Linked DNA regions of Mus musculus: region 2 is linked to region 1. A link is a loop called in an ENCODE intact Hi-C map of the cell type or tissue named here. Cell type or tissue: heart. All regions are shown on one strand. Links, peaks and the distances in the headings refer to the core of each region. The heading gives the core; the rest is flanking DNA. Region 1 has its middle 82 kb from the start of Gm4710. Region 2 has its middle 66 kb from the start of Fam98a.

Region 1 (16,892 bases), core at 3,823-11,822:
CCACCCCCACAGTTACCTGACTATAATCAGGTATGCTCCTCCCCAGTTACCTGGCAACAGCAAGGTAGCCCAGCCCACTATAAAAGGGTCTCCTTAGCCCCTCCTCCCCTTTTTTAAGCTCTCACCTTTCTTACTCTCATCTCTAGCCTCCTTCTCTCTTTCCCTTCCCACCCTCTCCACATGACCACTGCTAGCCTCTCTCCCTCTTTCTACCTTCTCTCTTTCTCTCTGCCTTTCTACAATAAAGCTCTAAAACCATAGACTGTCTCTGCTCATCAAGGCCCACAGTGCTTAAAGGATGAGATAGGCTTTCCCCCACAGAGCCTTGACTAACCTCCCACCAGAAGGCCTTCCTACGCTAGGACTCTCACCCACATGGGAACCACCCAGCACCCCTATCTCCCTGCCCTCTCCTCCTTCCAGCCCTGGGGATGACAGAGCCACCCTGGGTCCCCCATTTTGTTCTCAGCTCTCCCGAGGTGTTCAGTGGTGTCTGGGTTGCCTGAACTGAAAACCTGTTATCTCTGGCCTCAGCTAGGCCCAGAGACCTCAAACTGCCCCTTGTCCATCCCCCCAGCAAGGTGGGGTTCTGTGGCTTCCCATAGCCAGATGCCTACCTAGGGCCATGTGGAAAGTGTGTGATCCACCCACGCAGAGCACAAGAACTCTGGTGGGGCGCAGGTTTTCTCCCACTCCCTTTATTCCCCGATGCCTGCCACCTCACAGTTCTCCATAGGATGCTTACTCCCACACACATCATACATACCCCTACCCCCACACATATACCACACACACACACACACACACATACCAATAATATTTTTTAAGAAATTGAGTTTGTGATCTTTATGATTGTACTATTTTTATATATGAAACATGGGGAGAGGGAAAGAGAGTTTGAAAGGGCAGAACTAGGCATTTACAATGAGATACAACAGTTAAAATGTAAGCTCTATGATACTGATGCTACAGTCTACACTAACGAATTGTAACCATAGCCACTGAGAGCATCCTGATGAGAACTAGCAACTGAATCCCCAGCATCCACATTAAAAACCCATAAGTAATGTAGCCCATCTGTACTCCCAGTGTGCCTGCAGCAGGGGGAAGGGATAGCTGAAGCAAACTCAGTTAGTTAGACTACCAGAATTGATACACTCTGCATTGAAATGGGAGACCCTGCCTCAATATGTAAGACAGAGAGCTTTAATTAATGTTAGTAACAAACTTAAAGTTGGAAAATCAGAATAGAAGGAGACGAATGTGCCGAAGTTGCTTGCTTGCTTTCAAGCTAGCCATCTCCATTCTTACACATCTCAAAGCCTACTGCCCAGGGAATGGTGCTACCCACAGTGGGCTTGGTCAATTAGCAATGTTCACGTTGCTCATTGGTCAATCTGGTCAAGGTCACCTCTAACTGAAACTCCCTTCTCAGGGGATGATAAGTTGTGGTAAGATGGAATTTAACAGTAACCATTACGATGGATATTTTTTAAAAAGTTCTACAAACATGTGCATTTATTTGAATTGAAGTTCAAATCATTATGATGTCTGTATCATTAAAGGTGATAGGAAAACAAACAGAGTCAACTAACGTGGACACTTGGGGGCTCTCAGAGTCTGAACCACCAACCAAAGAACATACACGGGCTGAACCTAGGCCTCCCTACATATATGTGGCAGATATGCAGCTTGATCTTCATGTGGCTCTTGAAAAAACTGGAATAGAGGCTATCCCAAAAGCTGTTGCCTCTATGTGGGAAATGTTCTACTAGTTGGGCTGTCTTGTCTGGCCTCCATGGGAAAGGAAGCCCCTAACCTTACAGAGACTTGACTTCCCCAGGGGGACCCCAACCTGTTCAGAGGAGAAGGGGATGGGAGAAGGTTTGTGGGAGTGGGTGACTATGAGAGGGCAGTGAGTGAGATGTAAACTGAATAAGTAAAAAAGAAAATTAATTAAAAATAAAAAGAAATCACTCTGGATTAATTATGCAAACCTATCATCATGCTGAAAACTAGCACTGACTAGAGTCTCTTTTGATTAGTTTTTTTAAAATGATGATGTTTATTTCTAAGTTTATAAATAAGCCTGTTACATTTTGATTTATTTTTCATGCTCGATTCTCAACTGGAGATGCTGTTGTCCTCCCTGCTACATTCTGAGATGTCTTCTACATTTCACCTGCATCCTCATCTTCCTTGGCATTACATATCATATTATTCCTCATCTATTCTCTTTCTTCCCATAACATTCTAAATTTATGGAGACAGAGAGATGATATTTTAAATATGTCTGTATCAGTCTCCAAATGTTTAGCTCCTAGGAAGCCTCCAAATGTGTACTAAATGAAAAGAAAAATTTCAAATTCTTTACTTTGAACCCCTAACAACATTTCTTTATTTCTTTTGACATACGCTGAAATCTAGTCCATCCCTAAAGTTAATAAATTTAATTTAAAAATCTGTCTCTTAGCTACTTTCACCTTCCCAGAGCATTTTCCAACTATAGACATAATTCTCTTTAGAGCTGGGCTATTTAGGTAAGTTCTAAGTTACATTAAGACAAACAGCTCGTTTTTATAAAATGATCTTAGAAAATATAGAATAACATTCAACATCAACGTTTCATACCTTAACCCTCAAGACATGACACACATATTATAAGTTTATTCACTGAACACACTCTAGCCCCAGAAGAATAGTTGATTCCATATACACACACCAAAAACCTGCCTTAACATTCCAGGAGATATAGACAGTTTCCAACCTTCAAGTTTCAACTTTATTAAGGCATAAAAGTGATGTATGTTAAGTAAAAACTATACTTTGAATTTAGAATGTTGGTCTTTCTTTCTCCAGGATACTAATAGGATGTAGACTCATGATGCCAGGCTGTAGACACAAGACACACATCCCAATCAGCCATGTGACAATGAAGGTAAATAAATGATTCTCTACAGGAACACAGTGTTCCTGAGCTCTGATATTCAATAGACTAGGTACAGTAAATGCATTTTTCAGTCTATAGGATTTTGGTCCACCATGGGCTGGAAGAGGGCAAGCAAAATCTCAAATGGTGTCCATCAAATACATTAGTCCCTTAGTCATTGTCAGATCATTATTGTTCTGTGTCTATTGTGATGTTGTATTTACCTGAACTTAACTGAGCCATAGGGCAATCAGGTATCTAGTTAAACATCTCTATGAATGTCTGTATAGATTGTTTAACGAATAGGTTTGCATTTGAGTTAGAGGACTAAGTAAGTCTATCAACTTTCCTAATCAGTGTTCCCTTCTCCTCAAACACGTGACTGAAACAAAAGCACTGTAAGATTGCCATGGGCTGACCTTCCTGTTGAGCTGGATTATTGGTTTTCTGTCCTCAGCCTATAATTCACACAGTTGGCTCTTATGAGCATCCAGCTTTGGAATCTCTGGGGATCTTGGAATTTCTTGGCCACTGTAAGCACATGGTCCAATTCCTTATCGTCAATATCTCTCATTCTGTCTCCACAGAAACCTGAATTAACACATGACTGCCATAAGCATTATGAAGCTCTGAAGATGTCCTGTGGTCTCCTTGCCTTTTTACTCCACACTCAGCCCAACTGTGTGCTATGAGTACTATATAAATACACTGTTAACTAAATTCACAGAGAAACAAAATTCACTGTTACAAACCCTTACCGAGAAGATAATGTATCAGTATAAGTAATATTGATCGTCAAACTCATCAGAAGATGGGAAGGGAGCTTGTATTTTCTCTCAGCAGAGGACAGCTGAGCCAATTCTTCTTAGGAGCATCCTCGGTGCTTTCAATTACCACAGAATTTCCTAAATGGTCAGAAAAGATACAGAGGTGCAAAAAGCAGAGTTCCATTTGACAAACCATAGCAGAATGAAAATTAAACAACAGGAACTTTGCGAAGCTTTTCATTCCTAATATAAAATTGCTGATGCCAAGAAATGCTTGCTGATGGGAGCCTGGTATAGCTGTCCTCTGAGAAGCTCTGCCAGCACCTGAGTAATACAGATGCAGATACTCACAGCCAACCATCAGACTGAGCACAGGGATCACAATGGAAGAGTTAGGGGAAGGACTGAAGGAGCTGAAGGGGGTTGTGACCCAATAGGAAGAAAAACTATCAACTAACTGGACTCCCCAGAGGTCCCAGGAACTAAACCACCAACCAAAGAGTATACATGACTGGGTCCATGGCTCCATCCACATATGCGGCAGAGGATTGCCTTATCTGCCATCAATAGGAGGAAAAGGCCTTGGTCCTGTGAAGGCTTGGTGCCCCAGTGTAGGGGGATGCTAGAAGGGTAGGGCAAGAATGAGGGAGAGCACCCTCTTAGAAGCATGGGGAGGAGGATGGGTTGGGAGGTTTGCGGAGGGAAAACCAGGAAGGGGAATAACATTTGAAATGTAAATAAAATAACCAATAAAAATTTTCACTTAAAATATACATTTTATTTTTTTTCATTTGTGTGTGTGTGTGTGTGAGAGAGAGAGAGAGAGAGACAGAGAGAGAGAGAGAGAGAGAGAGAGAGAGAGAGAGAGACTTGGCAGCAAATATCTTTATGTACTGAGCCATTGTATCCATCTTTGCTGCTTTGTGGCTCTTTTTGCCACACTTTATCCCACCAGTTTCCCTCCATCACACTAGATAGGAGAATATCAAGAAAAGAGAGGAAAGAGGGATTAGGAAAATTCATAAATCTAATCTATTTCCTTTTGTTTCATTTTTGACCACCGCTACTAACAAAATGCAACCAACCTCCCTAATCAGGCAACAACCACACACCACACCTATCGGGGCTATAGCATTTTTATACCCTTTGAAAAGTTCTCAGAATTCCAAACATCACACAATCACAGAAACTATCTGTAGCTGGCAAAAACATGTCTCTGCTAGAGTATGAGGCAAATCATAGCCATCTGCTTCAGTCAGTCCAAAGTATCCTGACATCCCCACAAATGGGATTAAAACAGAGCCACTTTCTCATAATCTTTCTCTGTTTTTTTTTTTTTCTAAGAAACCAAAATTCAAAAATTGTCACTAGAAGCCATTTTGCATCTTTGTTCTTTTCTGTGTATGAGAACAATGACAGGAGGAGAAAGCCAAGGACAGCTAGTGCAATGATGTAGTGGGTAGAAGCAAAAAAAAAAAAAAAAAAAAATCAAGAATTAGGAATGTTGATCTTTAAAGACAGCCTTTGCAAGGCAGCCTTAATACTTCTTTCTCCATAAATTTTAGAATCCAGGTTACTCAGCCATAGCCATGGTCATTTTGCAGTAGAGTCTTTGGAATTCAAGGTGCATAAATCCAATTAAAAATATTCCTTCCGTTTGGCCAGACTAACCCACTGAGTAGGCACTGGGATAGATGAAATGCTTCCTGACTTTGGAAAAATAAAAATGGTTTTCCATAAAATTAATTTAAAAACTTGGTTCCCAAATAACCTTCAGGGAGAGCCTGACATGACCTTGAGTAGAGACCTAGCTGTTGGTTCTACTTCTCCTTTCAAAAGCAATGTTGTTGAACTGTATAAACAATAAGTCACTGGAATTCCAAATTTAAAAGGAAGGAAACCTTGAAACATCCTGCTTCTTGGAAAAGATCAACCTGGAACCTAAATATAACCTGGAATTGGCACAGCAAATGAATACAGATTAAATCCCACCAATTCGCACTGCCCTTATCTATGGAGCAGTAAGTTCAACTTTCTGTGGCTGTACAAACAGACACCCCTTGCCAGCCATTTAGTGATACCCCATGTCGATGTTATATAAGTGAAACCAGTTGCCTTTCTGGGTTTTGTTTTGTTCATTTTGTTATAAGGCCAACATTTAACATGGTTCTGAGTAAATTGATATACCTATTCTCCACCAATTTTGACTAGTTTAGAAATATTTTCATTGAAAATGTGTTAAAACCCTCATTCTCATAGTCAGAGTTGACATAAAAATCCAGAGAATTGAAAAGGATTCAGTACTTCATGCAAAGAACATAACTAATTAGTGAAAGCTAATCTGTTGTACAAGATTAACCGTCCATTTAATCCAAGAAGAAACACTAGAAGAAGGCTTTCTGCATAAATGTGCAGAGGTTGAAATACATCCACTCCAAAGTAATTCTCTGCTGATTGGAAAGACTGAAACACATAATTAGAGTTAGGAGTGAATACAGGTGATAAGTCATAAGAGGAAAACCTATATGTAATATAGGATGAAATCCCATACAGAGGAAATCCCACTCCTATGGTGTCAGGGAATGTTCCCAAATGCAGCGTGATCACATTCCATATAAATGTACACAAAGAACCATAGACATACATAACCTCTGAGTGTTGACAAACACAAATGGAAACTGTGCACAGAAAACAAATCTTGAGCTTCAAAATGATTCTAGAGATGACTAGAGGAAGATACAAAACCAGAGATGAAATATTAGGCAGATTAAAAATAATGAGTAGTCATTAAAAATAAAGCAGATGAACTCAACATGGCCACTGCATAGGGAGCTGGCAGAACACTCACTTTTAATAGTGTGATCATTCTCCACCAGCCTAATGATGCATATCTTGAATGGGCCCTGCTACACTGCTTAGTCAAGGTCATCTTGGTCAGAGTCAAATTAGTGGCATCATGGTTAGAGTCACAATAGTGGCATCATGGTTAAAGTCATAGTAGTTGGAAAGGTGGTTTATCTAAAACATGGAGTGTAGGGATTTTCCCTCCCTTACCAGGAGACGTTGTTTCCAAAGGATGTGACTCTCTCACTCAAGATGAAGGTGAGAAAGCCATAGATTACCTTTTCTATCCTCCAGCATCTTAGCTCCAAATGAAGGTATATTGGAAGGGACAATGCAAGCATGTGGCATGATGCGTGTCTGTTATCTCAGATCCACGGCCAGGATCTGAGGATCCCTGAAGTTCATTATCCAGCTACTCTCTGGCTGAATAAATGAGCTCTACCTTCCGTGAGATGCCTCCCCAACACTGAAAATAAAATACAGTGGAAACTGTCTAGTGAAGGCATCCAACATTGACTACTGGCCTCCACCAGCACAAGTCCATATGTGCACGTGCATCTGCTGCAGTCATTTGTACACACAGACATGTACAGACACCACAAAGAGAGAAATAAACTATGTTAATAAATAAATAACAGAACGACTTATAAATTTTGTTAGTAATGTTGTTGTTAGTAATAATTGAAAAATGAAAATAATACAAATATCCACAACTGACAAATCAACAGACAGGATATGCTTTGCCCATACTACGGAATTTGCTCAGAGATTATAAGTAATGAAAAGCTGCTCCAGGTATAAATGGATCACCTTAAAACATGCAAAATGAAAGAAACTGTCACAGGAGGTCACACCCTCTACCTTAGCACTTATGTGAGATGTTCAGACTCGGCAAACTTAAATGAACAGAAAATGCATTTCTAGTTCCTTAAGATTGGGAAGCACAGTAAAAGTGGAGGTGACCGCTAGGGGGCCAAAATGCTCTTTCAATAGGGTGATGCAAATGTTCTAAAATACAGTTGTGGCCATGGCTCCAGAGTCCTACAAACATAACCAAACCCTTTGAATTACACACTTTCAGTGAGTGAATTATGTGGTATATAAATTCTATCTCAACAAAGCTATTAATGGAAAGATCAATGCACTCCAGAGTAGTGCAGTTGGCATTTCTAGTTCCTGGCTCAGAACTGTTCCCACCACCACTGCATACCTCACCTATCCCCTTTGGGAGATGTGGACATGGCAGTTCTACCAAGGGACGGAAATCTGTGAAAAATCAACAGCTTCACTTCTACAAGAACAGAACCAGGGTCTAGACAGGGGTTGCTCATTGTGCATTATCATCCTCCCCTGGGGTTTCCCAGACCTCACACCATTGGCTTGTAGTCAGTGAGTCTTTGTGATAAAGTACTGTTGTGTGTTGAAGTATAACATTTAGTATCATCTAGGACCAGGTTGCTCTAGTAGTGAATAGTCACCCTTCCCAAGTGTGGCAGTCGTAGTACCTCCTACCTTTCTTTAATGTCTCTGGAGAACAACACTGTCCCTGACTGAAAATCACTATTCCAGATTCGTAATTCACACTGTACAAAACAACATGAAGTGCAACAGAACTATATGTAAGAGAAAAATCATACAACTTCTAGAATGAAACAAGAAACAACAATTTATTTGCCTGTAATTTAGGTGAGGGCTGCTTTGCTATAATGCCAAAGAAAAGACAAACTCTGAGGTACTTGGCTTCAGTAAAATTAAAAAGTGACTGCTTTTAAAGTCACTACTCAGAAAATGAAATGACCAGCCACGGCCTGGACAAAATATTTACTAACAGTAGAGGTGAAAAAGATCATATGTGCAAAATATATAAAGAACTCATAAAACTCAATAATATGGCAAACAATCCAAATTTTAAAAATGAGCAGAAATTCTAGAAAGGACCTCTCCAAGGAAGATTTACAAAAGCAATGTCATCAGTCATTAGCTAACTGTAAGTCAAAACAAAAAAATACTATGGCAAGGCATAGTAGCATATGCCTGAAATCCCAGCACTAGGGAAGTTAAGGCAGGAGGCTACAAGTTTGAGAATAGCCTGTAGATTGGAATGAAACTCTGTCTCAAGAGGGACAAGACAATAGACACGATCTTCAAAGTGACTCTGCTGTGAGCAGAATGGAGTGGCTTTAAATGTCCAATATGGAAGACATCTGTTGGTGTGGCTGAAGAGAATAACAAGTGTGCACTGCCTTGGAAATCTACAATGATGAAACTGTTCTGAGAATAGCTTGGCTCCTCCTTTCACAATAACATGGGAACTTTATAACCTGGAAAACTCATATATAGAAATTGACCAGAGAGATAGTGCTGATGTAATCCTAAGCAAAGACCCGTGTCTAGATAGTCATGGAAACATTATATGTTATAGGCAAAAACTGATGCCAGTCCAAATATCCACCAGGTCATAAACCAATAAACAGAACATGGTATGTCCACATAGTGTAATTCTATTTAATGATAAATTAAATAAAGCACTGATGCTTGTTTGAAAAAAAAATCAATGAACCTTAGTGATATTTTGCTAAGTGGAAGGAAGTGGGTATGAAAGAATTTTCTAGAATAGAAAGAGTTCTATAAGAGGATTGTGATAATGATTACATTATCCCATGGATTTGTTAAAAATATTGAGTTGGACATTTAAAATGGATTACAGAACTTACCAAGAACTCACCAAGCAATGGAGCATTCTATAAAAGCAGGATTACTGCAGCTGGGTAATGGAGATCACTCTGCTACTCCTTTTATGGCAGGCCTCCCCAACTGTATCTGTAGTTTCTCGTCCTACTGTGTGAGTTACTCGATTATCAACCTGCACACCATGCATGGCTCAGTGATGCTTCTACTGACTACTGTCAGAAAGTCAATAGCAACCACATGCTATGCCACAAGGCTAATGAGCCATCACTTCATGTCATTCCTTATGCACTGCACTATTTCGTGTCATCACAAGAAGAGAGAGTACCATAGGATGAGAGAGGGAGAGAGGGAGAGAGAGAGAGGGAGAGAGAGAGGGAGAGAGAGAGAGAGAGAGAGATTACACTCATGTAGTGTTAAGTACAAAGTGTGGTTGAAAATGCCCATTGCCCTTTTTCTTTATTGGTCATTGCTCATCCTTCACTGAGCTTAATCGGTCGATTAAAATTGGGAGCTGAAGAAATAGGTCAGTAAGTAAAGTGCTTGTTGTAAAAACATGAAGACCTCAGTATGATCCCTGCGTGTACATAGAAAATCAAGCATGGTCATGTGCTTCTAGCCCTGCTCTGGAGAAGCAGAGATGGGATGATCTGTGGAGTTCACTAGGTAGGCAGCCTAGCCTAGTTGCAATGTGGACTCTCCTGGTGAATGATAACCAAGGCTGAACTCCTGCCTCCACAGACACAAGCACCTGCAGATGTAAACACATACACACACCAAGCACACACAACTACATAGAAATTTTAAAATCCTTATTTATTTGTTTATTTATTTATTAAAATTTACCACACCAGGCGTGGTGGCGCACACCTTTAATCCCAGCACTCAGGAGGCAGAGGCAGGTGGATTTCTGAGTTGGAGGCCAGCATGGTCTACAAAGTGAGTTCCAGGACAACCAGGGCTACACAGAGAAACCCTGTCTCAAAACAAACAAACAAACAAACAAACAAACAAATTTACAACAAGATTGTACACATGGAAGGAGACAGAAGAGAGTTTTGAGGGTTTAGCGATGGGTGGGTAAGGTTTCAATCCTCACGTGGGCATCTTTGAATACAGTCCTTGTGGATGATAGGGGCCTAATCTACTTCTATTTACATTTAAAATTAGAAATACCAGTCCACTCAGGTACCTGTATGCCTCATATCCCAGTATAGCCCTCCCAACAGATTTGGGAAACCGGTTTATAAAAAGGCTAAAAACGGCTGGATTTTCCTAAACATTTTGATGACTGCAAGATAATTTACATAATATGATATTAACGACAGCAGAGCTTCCTCAGGAAATCTTAAATCCTCCTAATAGAGGAATCTTGGCAGGTTCTTCCTTGCAAATGCCTGCCAAACAGGAGCCGAGAGTTATTTAAAATTCCCTCACCAGGCTGAAGTTGTGGCCAACGGCTTCAGCATTTTAACACTCTCTTCTGCTAACTAGACTCAACACTTCCCACAAAAAAAGTCTCGCTTTTTTTTTCCTGTTTTCTTTTTTGTTTCCTGAGAGTTGACATTCTCTGGAGTTTTGCGTTTAACACGATTCTAACTTTTCTTGAGAAAGACTAACATGGGATGGAGACTACAGATGTGAGTGCAGACCTGGGTTTGGCCAAGGTCCAAAACCTCTGAGTTGTCTCACCGTCAGCAGAGTTCTTTTTTCTTCATCTGCAACACAGTAAAAATTTAACCTGATGGTGCTTGGCTATTGAATTATTGAGTCACCTGTGCAACACAAGTAGCTACCAACCCAACAAACAGAAGCTCTAAAACACAGCTGCATTGCTCATTGCAGCCATCTTAAAGGGAGGCTTTTATTTCATAATAAAATGGAGTACATCTGTGATGTTTTGAGACAACCCCAGTTACCTTTGAACTTGTGATCCTCCTGCCTCAGCTCTCAAGTATGACCCTTAGTAGGGTCTGCACCCCTGTACCTTGCATGTTTGTACAATCTTGTTACAGCCTGTGAGCCAGATTTCAAACCCACCTTTGCTGATAAGAGAAATGGAATCTGATAGGACTCTTGATCCTTATAGTAAGCTTAGCAAAATAATTGTGTGCCCTTTTATTTTTGTCGTATATTGATAAATTAATGTATATTATAAGAGCACAAATTTACGCTATAATTTTAATATACTGTAGAATGACTAAACCAACTATTATATATGATTAACTATTTAACCTTTTAAGATAATATTTTTATTTAATCTTTTAAAAGTATTGCATTTAAATAATATCATTTGTTGTATCCATCTACCATTACCTGCCTCCAACCCAACTCTGACTGCTACACTTCATCCTGTCTCCCTGCTCATTCCTGGCTTCTGTTTCGCTACTAGTAACCTCTTGAGTTTAATTAGCTCTTAACTTCTTTTATTTAGACTGAATTTTCCTATGTAGTCCAGGCTGGCCTTGAACTCAGAATCCTCCTATGTTAGCCTCCCAAGTGCTAGGCATGCAGGTGTGATCCACTATGCTGAGCAAATATTTAACTTGTTTTGCAATGAGAACACTTACGATGGACTCTCTTGGAATACTGAAATTCGTAATACTCAGTTATCAGCTACATTTACCATTGTGCAATACATCATCAAAAAACAAACAGGAAAAAAAAAGACAATCAGGCTCAGTTACCCTTTATAATTGAAACATATAAAATATGCTCACTCTCCACCAAATGGTAATCCATAGAAAACTGGTAGTAGGCCACCGACAAGCCCATAGTACTTTAATCTCAAGCACCTAGTATGTCATCATTAGACATTAATTATTATTGCACTCTGCCTTTGTGAATTCAGTTGTTTAATTCCACAAATCAATGAGAATATACAGCATGTACCGTTCTGTATCTGCCTAATTTCACTTAGCATATGCTTCTCCAGTTTTATCCATGTTTTGACAGATGATAAAACTCTTTTTAAAGTTTGTCTGTGTGTGTGTGTGTGTGTATGTGTGTGTGTATGTGTGTGTGTGTGTGCGTATGTGTGTGTGTGTGTGTGTGTGTGTGTGTGTATTCCTTAGATGATCCCGCAGTTTGACTACTATGAACAAAAACTGTGAGAATCAAGATATCTCTTCAAAATCAGGAAGTGGGGTTTGGGGGTAGTACAGGAATTTATTTTTAATCTTTAAGGAACATTTAGACTGTTTCCTGCCTCCTCCCCTCCTCCCTTCAGGTACACGAATTCCAGTGTGACAATAGCCTTGTCCTATACTTCACATCACCAGAGTCTAGAACTGTGAGTGACAGAGAAAACTCTCACAAAGTAATAATCCACTGAGTACTTGAGTGGATGAATAAATACAATCTGAGCTATTAAGTTAAAGCTTGTACCATTTACTTGCCTTAATTTGTTTCTTTTGTAGCAGGGAAACCTGTCAGAAATGCCTAGAAACAAAATATATCTTCACAAGGTATCTATTTCCAATGTATAATTTAATGGTAACAAAATAAGAAAAATAATCACAAAGTTGATAAATCTCTTACCTCCAGCAGTCCATATCTTTCACAAAGTACACTCTGAGGATGGCAGCAGTGAGGATAAGGTCTATACAGTAATTTGAATGCTAGTTCCCTAGTTTACTAAATTTAGTGGGTTAATCTAGTTACAGAATGACTAATAAGAATTCAGAAAGACTCTAAGCTAGAAAGTGGGAGTTCACAATTTGTCTACAAACTCTAGAAAAAAAAAACAGAGTTGACTCAGGTGATTGATAAGGTAGAAATCAAAATCTTCCTAATACTTCTTTGTTACCTTGGAAGAAAGGAAACTGATGCTATGATTATTTAACTTTTCCATTTATCCCACACCCTTGTGGATAACCCATGGCAGCTGAACAAATCAAGCAAATATGAGTGAGAGACCAAATATTTTGGGTTCAGACTCCATCTTAAAGAACCTGACCTAAGGTTGAACGCACATTAACTAACAGGCTGGTACCTAGCATCAGTTTCCAGGCTACCCACCACTAAGACCTATGTCTACCAGATTCCAGGTTACTTCCCAATGAAACCTAAGTCTAGCATTAGTTTCCAGGTTATTCCCCAACAAATCTATACCCCTCAGGTAACAAGCCTATCTCTGGCACTTCACTTTCTAACTTCACTTTCTAACAACCATTAATCAGGAGGAAAACAGAAGTTAATGTTTTGGCTCCCAGCACCATCAATTATGCTAAAGACCATAATGGCCCCTCAGTCAGATGTGTACCAGGGCTAGCTACCCACTTCTTGCCTCTATAAATGTGTGCCTAAAACTGGGTTCTGGCCTCCCTCCACCTTCCTGCAGTGTCAGAGTTGGGGGGAGCCCAAGCTCAAACTTGAATAAAGAGACCTTAATGTGATTGCATCGATATCAGCTCCTTGGTGGTCTTTTGCTGTTCATGAACGTTTCCTGGCCCAACATGAGAACAAAGCTATCAGAGCACATGTCAGACTGAATAAATTTAGAAACACACCTTTATGATTTGGGTAAAAGTAATTGCCTCAGTTGTCTAAAGCCTACTGATCACTGTGCCTCTGACTTCCAACACTTGCTCCTCCAGGCCAACATGGCAAGCCACCAAAGATGCTAGATTCCTAGATGGTGTAGACCAGACAGTTGCCAAGAGTCATACAAACTTGCTTACAACAATGTCCTCTCACTACCAGCTACACAAGTTCAGAAGAAACTGATGGGCTAAAGACAAGAAATTAAGCTGAAAAATCTAGAAGGAAGGTAATTCAATAACTGATCATTCTTGGTTCCACTCTTCTTGCCCAGCATATATATACTGTTGCCAAACATGGTCAAATTAGAAAGACTAGCCCCAACCTTGATGAGTAAGTCAAGACCGGAATTTTTTAATGAGAATTTTTAATGGCCCAGTATTAGCATGTCCCTAAAATATTCTAGCAGAGCTCAGACATGCCGGCTTTCTTACTGTGAAATGTAAGGAGGTATATATTCCACCTCAGCTAGATAGGAGTTTTACTGGATCTTGGGAGGGGGGGAGTAAATAATATACTTCACTTGAACTCTAAACACTCAGTTATAAACCCAAGTTTCAACAAGACACACTTTCAGAAAATCATAGCACAGATGTTACTGGGAATCCCTCTGAGGGACTTGGCAAGGAACACTTTCATTCTATCCTTGGCAGGAAGGGTACAGGGAACACTCTTGCAATCTGGAATTTGCCCATTCTACCAGACTACCCATCATATTATCTGTTTCCTCTGGCTGTATCAGAGAGCACTGAAGACTGTCCTCTTGTGAATGCAAAGAACACCTGAGCTCCCTCACAAATCTTGACAACACCCCTACAAAAAGCAGCCACCATTATCAATATGTGCAGTTTCACATTTGTCATTGTGCATACTGGGTTTAAACCAGCAAAGAGGAAAGCCAGAGAATGATTGACTCTTTCAACATGTATTCAGAGTTTAAACCAACAAAGAGCAAATATGGTCATTAACTGTAATGGAGACACATAGTCTCAACCCAAAACCTAAAAAGGGGACAATATGTGGAAATACAATCTTTGAGACTGTAAGTGGTGAAAATGAGATCACACTAGATTAGGGCAAGAGAGATGAATCTACCTACTGATGTCTTTAAATGAGAAGACACAGTCAGAAGAGTGTTGGGTGGAGAATGCTTCATGGACAGGTGGCATCTACTCAAATCCAGGAAAAAGGAAGGCAAAGAGGCTTTTCTCAAGAGCTTGTGTGGATCAGGCACAGCTCTGCTAACATGCTCTCTGGATGTCTAAAAGACTGGGTCCTTCAGAAATGTTAAAGGATGGGTTTCTTGCATTTTGAACTATTCATATGTAGTATGTTTGCTTGCACATATCAACCAGCACAGAAGATTCCATATAAGTCCCTTGGTTTATGTGGAATGCTTGCATAAGAATTAAGCTTGCAGCAGGAATCAAAAATAGAGCAAAGACTGAAGGAAAAGCCGACCAGTGACCAGCCCAACTTGGGATCAATCCCATGAGCAGCCACCAAACCTTGACACTATTACTGATGCTAGGTTGTACTTGCATAGGAGCCTAGCATGGCTGTCCTCTGAGAGTCTCAACAACTGAGACAGATTCAGAAACTTATAGCCAATCATTGGACTGAGGCATTTCATAGAATCATGTTTGAGAAAACAAGGAAGGCAGCAGATACAACTTCATATGGGTATGGAGGGATGATGTACCTGGTCACAAGTTAGATGAAGAAATGAAAGCAGCTACCATTCACTACAGATATCATGTTGTCCCTAACATGATGGAGCAAACTCTCTTCAACTGGACAATACAGACAGCCAAACATCTTCCCAAAGATAATTTGTTTTGAAACTGTCAGAAAGCATCACAGAGATTGTTCTGAGCTGAAGACAGGAATATGTTGTGCCCCAAGAGGCTCCACCCAGAAGCTGACTCAGACAGATGCAGACAAGCATAACAAGCAATGGATGGAGCTTGGGGACTCTTATTGAAGAATAGGAGAAAGAATTGCAGGCCCCAAAAGGAATAGGAACTCCACAGGAAGAACAACAGAGTCAACTGACCTGGACCCTTGGGGCTCTTAAAATCTGAACCATCAACCAAAGAACATACACGGGCTGGACCTAGGCCTTCCGCACATATGCAGCAGATGTGCAACTTGGTCTTTAGGAGGGTCCCAAACAACTGGAGCAATTGCTGTCCCAAAAACTGTTGCCTGTACATGGAATATGTTCTTGTAGCTAGCTGGACTGTTATGTCTGGCTCCAGTGGGAGAGGGAGCTCTGAGGGGCAGTGAGGGTCCAAGGAGGCAGACTCAGAGGTTGCTCCTCCTTGAAAGTTCCCAGGTGTTATTTTGTCAGTGTTCCAGAAAGGGAAGAGTTACCCAGAATTAAAAGAATTGCAGTTTAAACATTGCCAAAATAAGGTGGAGAAACTACTTAAGGGAAATATAATTAAGTAAATGTGTGACTTTGTTTACATATAAATTAGACATTGTGAAATTGAGCCCTGCTGGCCAAAGGGTGAGGTGTTTGCATCCAATTTGTAACTATCAGGGGTCAGCAAACAAGAAAAATCAAAGAAAAAAGATCAGTCTTCAAGACCATCCTTACCCAGGGCCTCAGTAATGGCTGTGAGGTCTTGCTTCTTGTTTGAGGACTCTGAACACAGCCTTGGGTTTCAAAAGTCATTTTAGTCATGGAAGACAGTCATGGCTTATTCTGATGTTGGTATCTCACAAAGAAAGAAAGGGAGAATTATCTTGTTTTTATTCATGCCTGGCTTTTTTTTTTTTTTAATGCTAAAGTACAGATTGCAGCTTTCAAGGGGAAAGCATAACAAAGAAAATAATCAATAGTGAGTACCAACTAATAGCTAACCATCTGTAAATGTTTGGCCATACAATACCCAGCATCAGAAAGGAAAGGGGCAAGGGCAGGGGAAGGGGAAGGGGCAGGGGGATGGAGAAGGAAGGAGGGAGAAGAGAGAGGGGGGAGGGGGAGAGAAAGGAAAGGAAAGGGAGGGAAGGGAAGGGAAGGGAAGGGAAGGGAAGGGAAGGGAAGGGAAGGGAAGGGAAGGGAAGGGAAGGGAAGGGAAGGGAAGGGAAGGGAAGGGAAGGGAAGGGAAGGG
Region 2 (16,892 bases), core at 5,259-13,258, 160 kb after region 1:
TAAGACAGTCTAACGAAGAATTCTTTAAAGAAGCATTTTTAAATCTATACCAGAAGTCATAGAGATGAAGGAAACAATATTCTAAGTGAAAATTCACAGAGGTGTTCAACATCAGATTACATCAAGCAGGAAAAAAAGGATGAACAAATTCAAGGTCTTTGGAAATAATTCAACTTGAGGATCAAAAGGAATAGTGAAAAAACTGACTGAGGTTATTTGAGACAGCATCAAGATGACCAACATATACATAATAGGAATTCAAGACAAGAGCCAAAGAAGTAGCTGAGTACTCCCCAAATCTTGGAAAAGACTTAGATATCCAGATCAAAAAAAGAAACAAACAAACAAACAAAAACAAAAACAACAACAACAACAAAAACCCAAAGACCACTAACAAGGAAAATGCAAAGAAATCCATACCTGGTATATTACAATCAAGCTTTTAAAGATAGACAGAGGACTTCAAGAATAGCCAGAGCAAAAACGTATTTAGTCATCTTCTGGGAACTTCTATAAGATCATGAGCAAATTTCTTAGCAGAAGACTTGTGGATAGTTTAAATTGTCAACGGGTCAGATCTCAAGTTAAGTGTTCTTGCCAAAATCAAGTAAACTTAAAATAAATATCAAAGTCTTAAAGTTTGGGGGAAAATGTGTGTAGACATACTAAGAATAAGATGGCCAAGTGACAAGGGCTGTACATAAGCACTCCTCTTCGTCTGGACTGGAGCTCACTGGTAGTCTGTGCTCAGTATGCACAAGCCGTGTATTTACTCCTCAATGGCAAAAGGAAAGTCCCAATTTCATCTAAGCTTCATTTTGTTCCTCTTTTGTTCTGCTAAGGAGAAATTAAAGCCAAACTATCTCATCTAATCATGTGTCTGGTTGAAAGTCTCAATTGTTTTGACTTTCCCATTCTTAAGTTGTAACACATATGATTCATCTTGGTGTTTTTCAAAGTGCAGATATTAAAGGAGGGATCCTGAGCTGGGAACACCAGATGACATCGGTGCTGTTGATCTGCAGACACACATTTTTGTACTAATTTCTTGGTTGGCATATCATATTTGTACATATTTATAAGGTACAATGTGATTTTTTGACTTATGTCTATATTACTCTGTAATGAGTGAGCAAATAGACTAAGGGGCCCATTCGTCACTTTAACTCAATTCGTTTCTCCACAGTGAGTACAACCTAATTCCTCTTCCAGCCATTTTGAGATATTGGGCATGCTTTATTAACTGAATAACTCACTGTGCTGCAGGTGACCACAATTTATTTCTTCTATCAAGCAATAATTTTGTTTCATGAATGTCCTCTCCTATGCCCACTGTTCTCCCCGAGTGGGTGTAACAACCACACTGTTGCCAACTTCTACATTATCAGGGTTTTTTTTTTTTCCAGATTCAACTTACATGATGTTTTGCTTCCAGTTCTGGCTAAGGATCTCCAGCTCCATCCATGTTTTCACAAATAAAACTATCTATGCTTTTTGCTAACTATGCATGTGTAAAAATACCACATTTTTAACTTTTCCCATCAACCTACTGGTAGAAATGTTGGTGGCAAATAATGCCTAGTGTGAATAAAACTACAGGAAACATAATAGGGTCATGATCTGTCTGTCTGTCTATCTGCTTGTTTGTTTGTTTGTTTGTTTGTTTGTTTGTTTGTTTGTTTTGAGATGGGATCTCAAAATGTAAACTGTTTTGGCCTTGCTGTCTATCCTCGTGCCCCAGCTTCCTAAATGCTCAAACTGTAGCCATATATCTATCACCAAGCCCAGTTCTTCAAGCAACTTTTGAACATGCTGATTTCATTTCACTTCCTTTGGTTTTATCACTGGTAGCAGAGGAGGGTCTATTTTTAGTATTACAGAAGCCTTCATAACTGTTTCCATAACTACTATACTAGTTTATGTCCCCATTGGTATATAAGACTCACATTTTTAATAGGAAGGTATAGAAGATTTCCTTCTGCAGTGAAAATCTTAGCTAACATTGAGAATTCCCCTACTTCTTAATATCAAAGTAGGACTTGCATCACATTAAACTATTGTGAATTAGACCCCAAATACCAAAAAATAATGATAAGGTAACTCATGTATGTTATGCCTTCATCCATGTAATCATGCCACAAATAAGTCTTGAGAGCTGCCTCTGCACAGGAGTTCTGCATTCTAGGGGAACTTACACAAGATGTGAAGTCACTTACTTGGAGGAGTTCCTAACATTCTTGTGGGAGGAGCATGTTCTAAGCAAATGCACACCGCCTGTTCAAGCGCTGGAAATAAAAGGAAGGCAAAGACTTGGTGGCAGAAGGGTAGCCAGTGTCACCTTGCTGGAAAAGTCTTCATTCTCTTGTCTTGAGTTTAAGCAACTCTTCTTTAATACCTGTGGTGATCATCATCATACAAATCATCAACTTGACAGACCCTAGTATTACCTAGAAAACTGATCAGGTCTGTGAGCGTACCTGTGGGAGTATCTTGGTTACACTAATTAAGGTAGGAAGACCCGTCTTAACCATGGGCAGGACCACTCTCTGGTGGGAATCTCAACTGTATAAAACAGAAAAAGGAACTGACCAGCTAAGCAGCAGTGAATATTTTTCCATCTCCATTTCCTCATTCTGGGACCAGATGCTTCAAGCTCCAGATGTCCGGCCTTACCCATCATAAAAGACAGTACTTTGAACTGTGAACCAAAATAAGGCCTTACTCCCTCCATTTGCTTTTTGCCAGGGTCTCAAGCCACAGCAACAGGAAAGCAACAATGGCAGCTCCCAGTACAGCTCTTTCCCTATTTACTTGTACTAAACTTAGAACAATGCTAAATAATAATAATTAATAATAATAATAAAATAAAAATTAAGAAAAATAAACTTCCCAAATTCCCCAAATGTGTAGAACTAAGCAAGTGTTGAGTCATGGTGTGTGAAGTGAACCAAGTCCCCATCCTTACCTCAAAGCTAAGCTGGAGAAGCAAGACTAAAGATCAAAGAAAGAAGCATTAACATCTCCAAGTTCCACCACATTCCTTCACAGTTGCCTGGCTCCAATCTGACCCTCACTTTTTGTTTTTCCAGTTGTAGGAGGGGAAGGAGCTTTATAGAGACACAAAATAGAGGCAGAAAAACAAGCACAACTCGACTCTTGTGAGCGCCATTTCTGTTGCTTTATGTCACCTGTTTATGATACGCTGCTTTCGATTGATTTATATTTGTATAAATATCTCATGATATGCTTTATTTCATGCTTTCCTGATATGAGAATTAATATATGGAAAACAGCTCAATAGCAACACACACATACATCCTAGGAAAAACATTCCAACCTAAGCGATAAGCTGCTTACATGTGTTTGTCAGAGCTACTGGTAAATTAAGAATCTCCCTTACTCATTCCATTCTGTCTCCTACATGGATAGAAATCCACCACATCGTCGTCACCTTCAACCAAGGAACAAGGAAGCCCAGAAAGGCTTTGGCTTTGTTTGCATCTGTCTAATTTGACTTAGATAGAATTGTCACCTCCCACCACAACATTTTAATAAACGATTGCATGTTACCACTCCCCAAGTGTCAGCTGATAAAATTCTACCTCAGAAGTTATTATCCTTCAAGGCACTCCTGCTGTCCCCAGTTGCAAAACACAGACACACACACCTGATGTTTAGGCGAGTTCAGAATGCCACCTTTGTGGCTTCTATATGTAAATGCTGTTGCTTCTTAACTGGAATATTCACCATAAGAAAAAAGCAAAGATCCTCAAATGGGCAAGTGTGTATAAAATTCAAAAACATGCTTAATGTGCAGGTTGTACTGGTTAAACAAAGAGTCATTAATGAAGCAGTTTAGGGGCTTCTATCCTTGCTGTTTCATCATTTGGATGGATCAGTGTTCAATGTTTACCCTTTTTGCAGTATACCAAACCATATTGGACAATTCAAGGGGGTCAGAAATAGTGACTGCATAGCATAGATGAGTGAGAAGAAAATAATGGGATCGCTGACATAGTGTCACTCCTAATGGGGGTGTTTTGTTTTGTTTTGTTTTGTTTTGTTTTGTTTTGTTTTGTTTTGTTTTAAAAGACAAGGTCTCCTCTGTAGCCAGGCTGGCTAGAAATTCACTCTGTAGCCCCAGTTGCCTACAACTTGAAGCAATCCTCCTGCCTCAGCCTTCAAGTCATGGAACTATGTACATGAATCACAAAACCTGGATTACTTTTGAAGAATTCACTCTTTTCTCTTTTTAAGAAGACATTTTGGTTGGAAATGCTTTCTCTTTTTTCCCATGTTTTTATTTCTTGACGCTTTCATGTATGAATACAATGTATTGTTTTCGTACACACTCCTATTGCCCTCTCTTATTTCCATCTTAATCCTGATTACTTCCAACTAGCCTTCCTCCTGCTTTAATGTTTTTGGGGATGGAGTGGGGTGGGGACAGGGGGTGTCTTGTGCCATGAGCCAGAGCTGCCACCTGCTCCTGATTCCAACAGTCCTGTCATTAGCACACCTCACCAGCCCCTGACTCTTCCATAATGTTCCCTGAACACACCCTGTCCTGAGTGTTTGAGTTTATACCCGTAGATTAGTGCTGCTCCCAGCCATGGTCAAAGAACTTCTTTTTACATTTAAGTGATTGATGCAGAAACGTATACATCTACATGTGCACATGCAGGTCACAAGAGGGCATCAAATCCCTTTATAGATGGCCATGAGCCTCCATATGGTTGCTAGGAATTGAACTCAGGACCTCTGGAAGAGCAGCCAGTGCTCTTAAACACTAAGCCATCTCAGTGAGCCTGAAACTTATAAGTTGAAGTGCTGAGAACTAATGGCTATTGTGTAATTGGTTCGCCTTAGCAGACTGATTCACTGTCTTGATCTGAAAAGCTGGTTCCATTACCACCTTGGCACAAGAACTGTTTGAGTCTGGCTGCATAGGAGTGTGTGGTAGCTAATTCTCACTGGCACCTTTATAGGGTGTTAAATTTTTATTTTATTTTTTTTTTTATGTGTATGAGTGTTTTGCCTGCATGTATGTCTATGAACCCGGTGGCCAGAAGAGGGCATCATATCCCCTGGAACTGGAGTTACAAATAGTTTTGAGCTGCAATATGGATGGTAGGAATTGAACCTATGTCCTCTGCAAAAGCAGTGAGTGTTTTAAACCACTGAGTCTTCCTCGTGCTAGTCCCTGACTTTGTAATTTCAGATTAAATGTTTTATGGGGTAGAACTAACGATTTCTAAGGAAGCCAACGTGAGCAAACATTCATGGGCGAATTCTTTCTTGGCATGTTTGTGATCACCAACCCTGTAAGCAAGAGGACTCTTAGCACTGACTAAGCACAGATGGGATGATGGCCTACCCGTCTGTATTCTCCTCTCCAAAATGAGAAAGACTTTAGAGAAAGTCTGGAATACACAGCCATATATCCAGTATGTGATACAAAGGAAGCATTGGAGACACTTGGGTGAATCATTGGCCGATGAAATAAGGACAGATTTCCAAGAGGCACGGAAAGACAGGTGTATCTGGAGATGTAAGAAAATAAGTACTAAAACACTGGTGACCAGAAACAATGACCACGAAGAGGGAAACGGAACCCCTGAAGGACTTACAAAACTTACATGACCACCTCAGAGGCCATTCAGATGGCTGGCATTACTTTCAGTGTAGAGAGAACAGAGGTAAAGAGAAAATGATGTGTGGTCAAACCCAATGAGATTATAATCTAAGTCACAGTGAACAGTCAGCATCATTGGTCTAGAACCAAGATGCATATACCATACTATTCTAGTTTGATTCTGTTGCTGAAGCAAACACCAATACCCAAAGCAACTTGGGGAGGAAAGGGGTTTCTTTCAACTTATAATTCCAAGTCAGATCCATCCCTGAGGAAAGTTAAGGCAGGAACTCAAGCAGGTGTCCTAGAGAAGCTCTGCTTACTGTGTTTTCACTGGCTCATGCTCGACATCAACCAAGACCTTGCTCACAAAAATGACCTCAGGCCAATCCAATGTAGGTCACTTTTTGGTTGAGGCTCCCTTTGCCTGGGTGTCTCCAGGTTGTGTCACCTTAACAATGAAAACTAACTGGAACACAAACTGTCTTAGAGCTTCATTGCTGTGAAAAGACGTCATGACCAAGGAAACTCTTACACTGGGACAACATTTAATTGGGGCTGGCTTACAGGTTCAGAGGTTCAGTCCAGTATCATCAAGATGGGAGCATCCAGGCAGGTATGGCACTAGAGAAGCTGAGAGGTCTATCTCTTATTCCGAAGACAGCGCTCCTCCAGCAGGTGGGGGGGGGGGGGCCTCAAAGCCCAACACCCAAAATGACCCACTTCCTCCAACAAGGCCACACCTCCTAATAGTGCCATTCTGTGGGCCAAGCATATTCAAACCACCACACATACTAAGTGATAAAGGAACAAATACTAGAAAACCTGTACAGCAGCACAGAGTAAGCATTAGAAGACCACAGAGTGAGCCTTAGATGACAAACATAATGAAAGAAGTGGGGTGTGCGTATGCACACGCATGCACATATGTGTGCAGTGCACATGCCACAATATACCTGTAAAGGTCAGAGAACAACTTTTAGAAGTCAGTTCTCTTCCTTGCACCATGCTGAAGCAATCTGTCTTGTTGTTGCTCTGCATTGCACAGTCTCTCTTGCAGACTAGCTGGCCTCTGAGCTGCCTGGCAGTTCTCATGGCCCTGCTTTCTATTCTCGTCTAAGAGTTCTAGGATTACAAATATGCAGAACAATACCTCACATTTTCCATGCGCTCTGGGGATAGAATCTGGATAGTTGGGCATGCTCAGTGGGTGCTTTTAACCACTGCGCCATCTTGCTGCCAGCACCTGTAATGCAGGCTCTAATGGATTGATCAGGAAGAATAGAGTGTTTTCAGGAACTATGAGGTGCCCTGTGAGAGAAACAGGAATGCCCCTAAGACAATGAGGAAAGAAGATTCTAAGACCAATAAAGATGTAATATTTGAAGAGGCAAAGATACTCAATATACAAGCAGAGAGGCCACAACCCTAGCACTAAGCCTGGTGATTCCCTATGAGTAAATGAGCTACAGGTCTTGGCGATGCCTCAATCACAAGCTAGCACTTTTAAGAATGAGAGCACAGCACCATCAGCCCCGCCCCTTTGAACATACAGCCATTCATACTTATCAAGTGAACATGTCTCTGCAAGACCAAGAAGCAGTACCACAGTACTCTTTACCAAGCAGATCAACAATATAGCTCCCTCTTGTCTCCTGAGTTCTTAATGTTCCCTAGAAATGGGGCTGACAGGATGATTCGGTGCTAAAATGCTTGCGTTGCAAGCATGTGGGCCTGAATTTAACCCCCCCCCCCGAGAATTCACATTTAAAAAGAAAAAGGAAAAGCCAGATGTCAGTGTATTTATTTATTATCCCAGCCCTGGCAAGGAGGAGACATGAAGTTCTAGCTGGCCAACCAGTCACCCTGAACTGGCAAGCTGTAGCCCAGTGAAATGGTCTTGTCTCAAAAATCTAGGTGGACAGTTGCTGAAGTGGTCATCTGACCTCCATACACACATGCATGTACACCCACAAACCCACATGCATACACAGGCACACACAAACACAAAAGTTCTGGTTTTGATAAATTTAAAGAGAAATGAAGATTCTTTAGTTTAAAATAGTTGCCTTTTAGACTCACTTCTGTAGTTAAATGAAAGGATAACCACAGCTTCCGTTTGAGGTCACTTCCTGGTACACCATTCATGCCCTTACATAATGCCTTCTAGGGATGCTGGGTTGGCTCTGGAAGATGCTTAGGTCATCCAGAAACCTCTCACAAAACCAACTTACATCAGGGTCTTGAATATTTTTGTATTGTAGAATGCTTCCGTGCTCTGCGTGTAACTCTGTCAGAACCTTATTTCTAAATCCACAATTAAAGTATTTTGAAAATATTATAGAATGATACATGCATCTCTCTATAAGCATGTTAATAAAAAATTCAATAGAATGGGGTCTCAGGCATAACTTTCATGTAATGTTGAGTGAGAGAAATAATTCCATGTGCTACAAGTGTGACATCAAGATAGCTGTGATTCTTATGAGGTTCACTGGGCCTTGCTTCCATTTCTTACTTTTAAAATGCACTTCAAGTAGATGTAATTTCTTCACTTCAAGTTCCTGGACCACAGGCTTTTAGCTATGAACATCCAAAAGGCCTGGGTTAAGAACTTCTTGATTGAGAGCAGGTTAAAAGCTTAGAAAGAAAAGGCAGTATTAACTTATTCTAATATTATGTCACTTAGGGTACATTTTCCAGCATTTAAATAATAGTGCTAATGAATGTAATTGCTGCTTGTATAGTGAATATAGAATTATCCTTTCTACTCATGCTTTTGAATCTCCCAAGTGCTCAGTGCTTAAGCAGTTCTGACACTCTGTTCTAAAGGAAATGATAAGGTAATTTTTGTACAGTGCACATTCGTCTTAAATTACTTCCAAGGACACTTACATCTCAAAAGACTTGCTTTCTAATGTCTCCAACTTCAAGATAGATACAGGGATGGGTTTCATGGCAAATATTACAGACATCGGGACTAACTACCCCCATTAAGTCAATCTATCTGTAATTGCACCGTCTGTAACATTTAGACTTGCCCAGATTTAGTGGATGACTTCCTTGCAAAACTCTATAAATACCAAATGTCAATAAAATGTCATCTACAACACAAGATATTTCAAATGTTTGCTAATTGCAATTCCCGGTTTTCAGGCATTGAAGCATTTTCCTGAAAGGGGACACAGTCATCAAAATAGCACATATTGTTCCTTGTGCACACAACTACTAGCAGCCCGTCCCATTGATAATCTTATTTCTTTCACAAAAACCTCACCACCAATGGTAATGGTGACTTCGCTTTCTCACTTGACGACAGCTGACAGTAGTGATCAAGCTGATAGGGTCGGAGTTGGGAAGATTTTCCAGGATCAATTGCTTATTAAAGAAGAAAGTGTCAGCGCATGGGTCTAAGTGTGATCACTTATGTAAGACTGCCCTCTAGTGACTCATCCAGAGAACAGGAACGAAAGGAATGCTGGCCTCTTGGAGAAGCATAAGTCTCTTTAAAAGTAATTTTAAATGTCTTGACATGCCTTTAATCCCAGGACTTGGGAAGCAGAGGCAAGTGGATTTCTGAGTTCAAGGCCAGCCTGGTCTACAGAATGAGTTCCAGGAGAGCCAAGGCTACACAGAGAAACCTCGTCTCAAAAAATGAAAAACAAAACAAAACAAAATAAAAACAACAACAAAAACAATGTCTTGGTTGGTTGGTTGGTTGGTTGGTTGGTTGGGGAGCTTTGAGAGGAGGATTCACTATATAGCTGTCAAGCCTGAAACCTACAAAAATACTCCTGCTTCCATTTCCTGAATCCTGATGTTGCAGGGGTGTGTTACTGAGTCCTGATAAATTCCTATTGGCAAACAACAATATGTGCTATTTTAAAAAAACAAACAAACAAACAAAAGACATGCAATGTGATAAAAGAGAATACTACAGAACACTGGAATGGATGATCAAATGAATCTGCATATCTGCCCACGGGACAGTTCAGCATCAGTGACCACCATCCTAGGAAGACAGATATGAAAAAATAAACTCCATGACCTCAAGGAAGTCCAAATATCATTATAAATGTGAGTATCGTGACAGCAGATGCTGGCGAGGATGTGGAGAAAGAGGAACACTCCTCCATTGTTGGTGGGATTGGAAGCTTGTACAACCACTCTGGAAATCAGTCTGGTGGTTCCTCAGAAATTGAACATAGTACTACCGGAGGATCAGCAATACCTCTCCTGGGCATATATCCAGAAGATGTTCCAACTAGTGATAAGAATACATGCTCCACTATGTTCATAGCAGCCTTATTTATAATAGTCAGAAGCTGGAAAGAACCCAGATGTCCCTCAACAGAGGAATGGATACAGAAAGTGTGGTACATTTACACAATGGAGTACTACTCAGCTATTAAAAACAATGAATTTATGAAATTCCTGGGCAAATGGATGGATTTGGAGGGTATCATCCTGAGGGAGGTAACCCAATCACAAAAGTACTCACATGATATGTAATCACTGATAAGTGGATATTAGCCCAGAAACTAGGACTACCCAAGATACAATTTGCAAAACACATGAAACTCAAGAAGAAGGAAGACCAAAGTGTGAACACTTCGCCCCTTCTTAGAATTGGGAACAAAACACCGATGGAAGGAGTTACAGAGACAAAGTTTGGAGCTGAGACGAAAGGATGGACCATCCAGAGACTATCCCACCCAGAGATCCATCCCATAATCAGCCACCAAATGCAGGCACTGTTGCATACGCCAGCAAGATTTTGCTGAAAGGACCCTGATATAGCTGTCTCTTGTAAGGCTATGCCGGTGCCTGGCAAACACAGAAGTGGATGCTCACAGTCAGCTAATGGATGGAATACAGGGCCACCAATAGAGGAGCTAGAGAAAGTACCCAAGGAGATGAAGGGGTCTGCAACCCTATAGGTGGAACAACAATATGAACTAACCAGTACCCCCAGAGCTCGTATCTCTAGCTGCATATGTAGCAGAAGATGGCCTAGTCGGCCGTTATTGGGAAGAGAGGCCCCTTGGTCTTGCACACTTTATATGCCCCAGTACAGGGGAACACCAGGGCCAAGCAGTGGGAGTGGGTGGGTAGGGGAGCAAGGTGGCGGGAGGGTATAGGGAACTTTCGGGATAGCATTTGAAATGTAAATGAAGAAAATACCTAATAAAAAATTGGAAAAAGAAAAAAATTGTAAGTAACCAAAGAGAGGCAGGAAAGAGTTAGCAAAGGGCTAGAAGGATGGCTGACAGCTAAGAATGGCCACTGCTCACAACTGACTTAATGCCTGCTCCAGAAGAATCTGATGCCCTCTTCTGGCCTCCTTGGGCATGGCACCCACCTGTTCAAACTCGTAAGACACACCCATACATAACACAATTTTAATTTTTTTGTTTTAAAGAAAGGACTCAGTAAGAATAGGAGAGCACAGATTTGCTCTCTAACAATATAAAGTAAAACATTATAGAGTAGTAATAAAAAATTTTATTCAAAATGGGCTTAATGACATGACTTCACAAAAGAAATCCCAAAACATTGTGGCTCCTGGATAGGTAATACAGTAAATCAAATACACTAAATGACATCATCAGTACTGAGTGTGGGTGCTGTGGCATCGAACAGCTGACAGTCAATGCTTTAACCTGGGGGGGGGGGCAGGGCATTTCTGACAAAAATCATAAAAGGTGTAGCACATCTCTAGCATCTTTTTATTGTTAATTACTTTATTTATTTCCTAAATGTTGCCTCCCCTCACAGTTCCGTCCCCCCTGTCCCCGCAGAGTTCTGTCCTGCAACCCTCTTCCCCTTTGCCTCTGAGAAGAAGCCCCCGGGCATCTTTCCTCCCTGAGGCATCAAGTCTCTTCAGGATTAGGTGCTACATATGTGCAGGGGGCCTCAGAGAAGCCTGTGTATGATCTTTGGTTGGTGGCTTAGTTTCTGAGAGCTCCCAAGGGTCCAGGTTAGCTGAAGCTGTTGGTCTTCCAATGGGGTTGCCATCCCCTTCAGTTCCTTCAATCCTTCCCCTATCTCTTCCATAGACGTCCCTGCCCTCAGGACAATGCTTGGCTGTCAGTATCTGCATCTATCTCAGTCAGCTCCAGGGTAGAACCTCTCAGAGGACAGCCATGCTCGGCTCCTGTCTCAAGCACGACATAGCATGAGGGAGAGTGTTAAGGAATGATGCTTACCCATGGGACGGATCCCAAGTTGGACCAGTCACTAGCCCACCATTCATTCAGTCTATGCTCCATTTTTGTCCCTGAATTTCTTTTAGACAGGAGCAATTTGGGGTCGAAAATTTAGAAGATCAGTTGGTGTCCCCATCCCTGCACTGGAGGAGCTGTCTAAATACTGGAAGTAGTCTCTTCAGGTTCTATCTCCTCACTGCTGGGCATTCTGATTAAGGTCACACACATTGAGTCCTGCGAGCCTCTCACATCTCAGGTCTCTGGGACTTTCTAGAGAGTCCTCTGACGCCCTCACCCAAGAACTACATATTTCCATTCATTCTCCTAGTCCTCTGTTTTTCTTTCCTGTCTACCCCCACACCCATTATCTGATCCCTCTCATCTTTTCTCCTTCCCCTCACTTCTTCCACCCAAGTCCCTCCCTCCTTCTGCCTTCCATGATGATTTTGTTCTCCTGTCTCACTGAAATTGAAGCATCCTCACTTGGCCCTTCCTTCTCATTTAACTTCTTAGGATCTGTGAGGTATATCAAGATTATTCTGTACCTTTGGGCTAGTATCCACTTACCATTGAGTACACGCCATTTGTATCCTTTGAGTCTGGGTTACCTCACTCAGGATGATATTTTCTAGTTCCATTCATTTGCCTGCAAAATTCATGATGTCCTCTTTTTAATACCTGAATAGCATCTTATTGTATAAATGAACCATATTTTCTGTATGCATTCTTAGGTTAAGATGGTTGCTCCATTTTCTGGCTATTATGAATATGGTTGCTATGAACACAGTGGAGCACATGTGATATCCAGGAGCATCTTTGGGGTATATGCCCAGGACCAGTATATCTATATCTTCAGGTAGAACACTTTCCAATTTTCTGAGGAACCATTAGATTGATTTCCAGAAATAGTTGTACCAGTTTCCAATCCCACCAACTATGGAGAGTGTTCCCCTTTCTCCATATCCTCACCAGCATGTGCTGTCATTTAAGTTTTTGATCTTAACCATTCTGACTAGTATAAGGTCATTTTGATTTGTATTTTCCTGATAATTAAGATATTGAGTATTTCTTTAAGGGCTTCTCAGCCATTTGAGATTTCCCTGTTGAGAATTTTCTGTTTAGCTCTGTACCCACATTTTTAAATCGAGTTATTTGGTTTTCTGGAGTCTAGCATCGTGAGTTCTTTATATACTTCGGATATTAGTCCTTTACCAGATGTAGGGTTAATGAAGACCTTTTCCCAGTCTGTAGGTTGCCATTTTGTCCTATTGACAATATCCTTTGCCTTATAGAAGATTTTCAGTTTCATGAGGTCCCATTTGTCAATTGTTGGTCTCAGAGCCTGAGCCATTGATGTTCTGTTTAGGAAATGTTCCCCTATGACAATGTGTTTGAGTTTCTTTCTCACATTCTCTTTTATTAGTTTCAGTGCACCTGGTTTTATGTTGAGGTTCTTGATCCACTTGGACTTGAACTTTGTATACCGTGATAAGTATAAATCAATTTGCATTCTTCTACTTGCAGTCTGCCAGTTAGACCAGCACCATTTGTTGAATATGCTTTTTTTTCATTATATAGTTTTGGCTTCTATATCAAATGTCATGTGTCCATAGGTGTGAGGGTTTATTTCTTGGTCTTTGATTCAATTCCATTGATCAACTTGCCTGTCTCTGTACCAATACCATCTGTTTGTTTGGTTTTTTTATCACTATTGCTCTGTAGTACAGCTTGAGGTTAGGAATGGTGATTCTGTCAGTTCTTGTATTGTTCAGAATCATTTTTTGTCTTCCATATTGTATTAGTTAAGGTTTTACTGCTGTGAACAGACACCATGACCAAGGCAAGTCATAAAAAAAATTTTTAATTGGGGCTGACTTACAGGTTCAGAGGTTCAGTCCATTATCATCAAGGTGAGAGCATGGCAGTATCCAGGCAGGCATGGCACTCAGAGCTGAGAATTCTATGTCTTCATCCAAAGGCTGTTAGTGGAAGACTGACTTCCAAGCAACTAGGGTGAGGATATTAAGCCCACACCCACAGTGACACACCCATTCCAACCAGGTCACACCTATTCCAACAAGGCCACATCTCCAAATGGTGCCACTCCCTGGCCCAAGAATATACAAACCATCACACATATGAAATTGAGAATTGCTCTTTCCATGTCTGTGAGGGATTGTATTGTAATTTTGATGGGAATTCCAGTGAATCTGTAGATTTTTTTAAGATGCCCATTCTTACTACATCTAAAATACAACTTCAGTAAAGTTGATAGGTATAAAATTAACTCAAAGAAATCAGTAGTCTTCTTTTATAGAAATGATAAATAGTTTGAGAAAGAAATTAGGAAAATAATACCCTTCACAACAGGCACAAATAATATAAAACACCTTGGTGTTACTCTAACCAAGCAAGTGAAAGATCTGTATGACAAGAACTTCAAGTCCCTGATGAAAGAAATCAAAAAAGAATTCAGAAAATGGAAAGATGTAGGCGTTCTCTGGTAGAATTTTGGGGGTTACTTATGTATGCAAATGTATCACTTATGAATAGTGATACCTTGACTTTTTCCTTTCCTATTTGTATCCCCTTGTTCTACTTTTGTTGTCTTATTGCTCTAGCTAGAACTGCAAGTACTATATTGAATAGATAGGAAGAGAATAGGCAGCTCTGTCTTGTCCATGATTTTAGTGGAACTGTTTTAAATTTCTCTCCATTTAATTTGATGTTGGCCATTGGCTTGCTGTATATTGCCTTTACTATGTTTAGGTATATACCTTCTATTCCTGATCTCTCTCTCTAAGACTGTTAACATTAAGGGTGTTGGATTTTGTCAAAGGCTTTTTCAGCATTTAATGAGATAATCATGTGATTTTTTTTTAGTTTGTTTATATAGTGGATTATGTTCAAGAATTTTCGTATGCTGAACCATCCCAGCATCCCCAGGATCATGATGAATGATGTTTTTGATGTGTTCTTGGATTTGGTTTGCAAGAATTTTATTGAGTATTTTTGTGTTAATGTTCATAAACAAAATTTGTCTGAAGTTCTCTTTCTTTTGGGGTCTTTGTGTGATTTAGGTATCAGAATAATTGAGGCTTCATGGAATGAAATAAATAGTGTTCCATCTCTTTCTATTTTTGTGAAATAGTTTAAGGAGTATTGGTATTAACTCTTCTTTGAAAATCAGATAGAATTCTACAATAAAACCATCTGGCACTGGGCCTCTTTTAAGTTGAGAGTTTATGTTACAGATGGTTGTGAGCTACCATGTGGTTGCTGGGAATTGAACTCAGAACTTCTAGAAGAGCAGTCAGTGCTCTTAACCAGTGAGCCATTTCTCCAGCCCCCTTGTTGGTACTCATTTCTTAATGACTGATTCTGTTTCCTTGTGGGTTATGGGACTGTTTAGATGATTTACCCGATCTTGATTTAACTTTGGCACACACAGTCTGTCTAGAAAGTCATCTATTTCATCGAGATTTTCAAGTTTTATATAGTATAGGCTTTTTTAGTAAAACCTGATTTTTTTTTAATTTCCTCAGTTTCTGTTATGTCTTCATTTTCATTTTGTTAATTTTGTTAATTTGGATACTGCCTCTGTGCCTTTTAGTTAGTTTAGCTAAGGGTTTATCAATCTTGTTGATTTTCTCAAAGAACCATCTCTTGGTTTTGCCGATTCTTCGTTTTGTTCTCTCTGTTTTTAACTGGTTGACTTCGGCCCAAAGTTTGACTATTTCCTGCCATCTACACTTCTTGCACGTTTTTTCTTCTTTTTGTTCTAGAACTTTCAGGTATGCTGTTAAGTTGCTAATATAGGATCTCTCCAATTTCTTCATGAAGGCATTTAGTGCTGTGCATTTTTCCACTTACAACTTCCTTCATTGTGTCCCATAAGTTTTGGTATGTTATGCCTTCATTTTCATTGAATTCTAGAAAGTCTTTAATTTCTTTATTTCTTCCATGACGTAGTTATCATTGAGTAGAGAGTTGTTCAGCTTCCATGTGTATGTGAGATTTCTGTTGTATTTGTTGTTATTGAAGTACAGCAAATACTATACTTAGTCTGTGGTAATCTCAAAAAATGCAAGGGATTATTTTGATCTTCTTGTATCTGTTGAGGCTTGTTTTATGTCTGATTATATGGTTAAGTTTGGCAAAGTTTCTGTGAGGTGCTGAGAAGAAGGTATATTCTGTCATTTTGGGGTGAGATTTTCTGTAGTTATCTGTTAACTCTATTTGGTTCATAGCTTCCACCTTCATTGTATCTCCGATTAGTTGCTGTTTTGATGACCTGACTATTGGTGAGAGTGGGGTGTTGAAGTCTCCCATTATTATTGTATATTTTGAGTTTTAGTAAAGTCTCTTTCACAAATCTGGATGCTGTTGCATTTGGATAGACGTTCAGAATTGAGACTTCATCTTGGTAGATTTTTCCTTTGATGAGTATGAATTGTCCTTCCCCATCTCATTTTATTACTTTTGGTTGAAAGCCTATCTTATTGGATATTAGAATGGCTAATTTCAGCTTGTTTCTTGGGACCATTTGTTTGGAAAGTTTTTTCCAACCCTTTTCTCTGAGGTAGTGTCTATCTCTGTTGCTGAGTTATGTTTCTTGTATGCAGCAGAATGGTGGATCCTGTTTACATACCCAGTCTGTTAGTCTGCATTTTTTCATTGGGGAACTGAGTCTTTTGATGTTGAGAGATATTAATGACCAATGATTGTTTAGTTACTGTTATTTTGTTATTGGGGGTAGTATTGTGTGTTATAGAGATTCTCTTCTTTTGGGTGTGTTGTGGTGGTATATATGTATGTATGTATGTATGAGATTCTCTTGTTTGGGTTTATTGTGGAATGATTGATTTCTTGTGTCTTCTTGAGTGTAGTTACTCTCCTTGTATTTGAATTTTCCTTCTAATATCCCCTGTAGGGCTGGATTAGTAGAAAGATATTCTTTACATCTATCATGGAATATCTTGGTTTCTCCATCTATGGTAATTGAGAGTTTTGCTGCATAAAGAAGTCTGGGCTGCTATCTGTGGTCT

The links. A loop is a pair of places that touch in the nucleus more often than their neighbours do. Peaks named below come from ENCODE experiments on the same cell type or tissue, not always from the same donor. Only the 100,000 strongest peaks of a DNase experiment are listed, where the experiment ranks them.
Region 2: a loop joins it to region 1, with 5 times the contacts of the local background. A loop is called at or near these places in 4 of 42 quality-filtered maps.

The regions. Positions count from the first base shown.
Region 1 is chr17:75,770,597-75,787,488 of GRCm38, reverse strand. No RefSeq gene overlaps it. Among named protein-coding and RNA genes, the nearest start is that of Gm4710, 82 kb to the left of the region's middle. In heart, for the core only: a CTCF peak has its summit at 7,502; no DNase peak of the experiment used is centred there.
Region 2 is chr17:75,609,609-75,626,500 of GRCm38, reverse strand. No RefSeq gene overlaps it. Among named protein-coding and RNA genes, the nearest start is that of Fam98a, 66 kb to the right of the region's middle. In heart, for the core only: CTCF peaks have their summits at 6,872, 9,082 (motif pointing left) and 10,975 (motif pointing left); no DNase peak of the experiment used is centred there.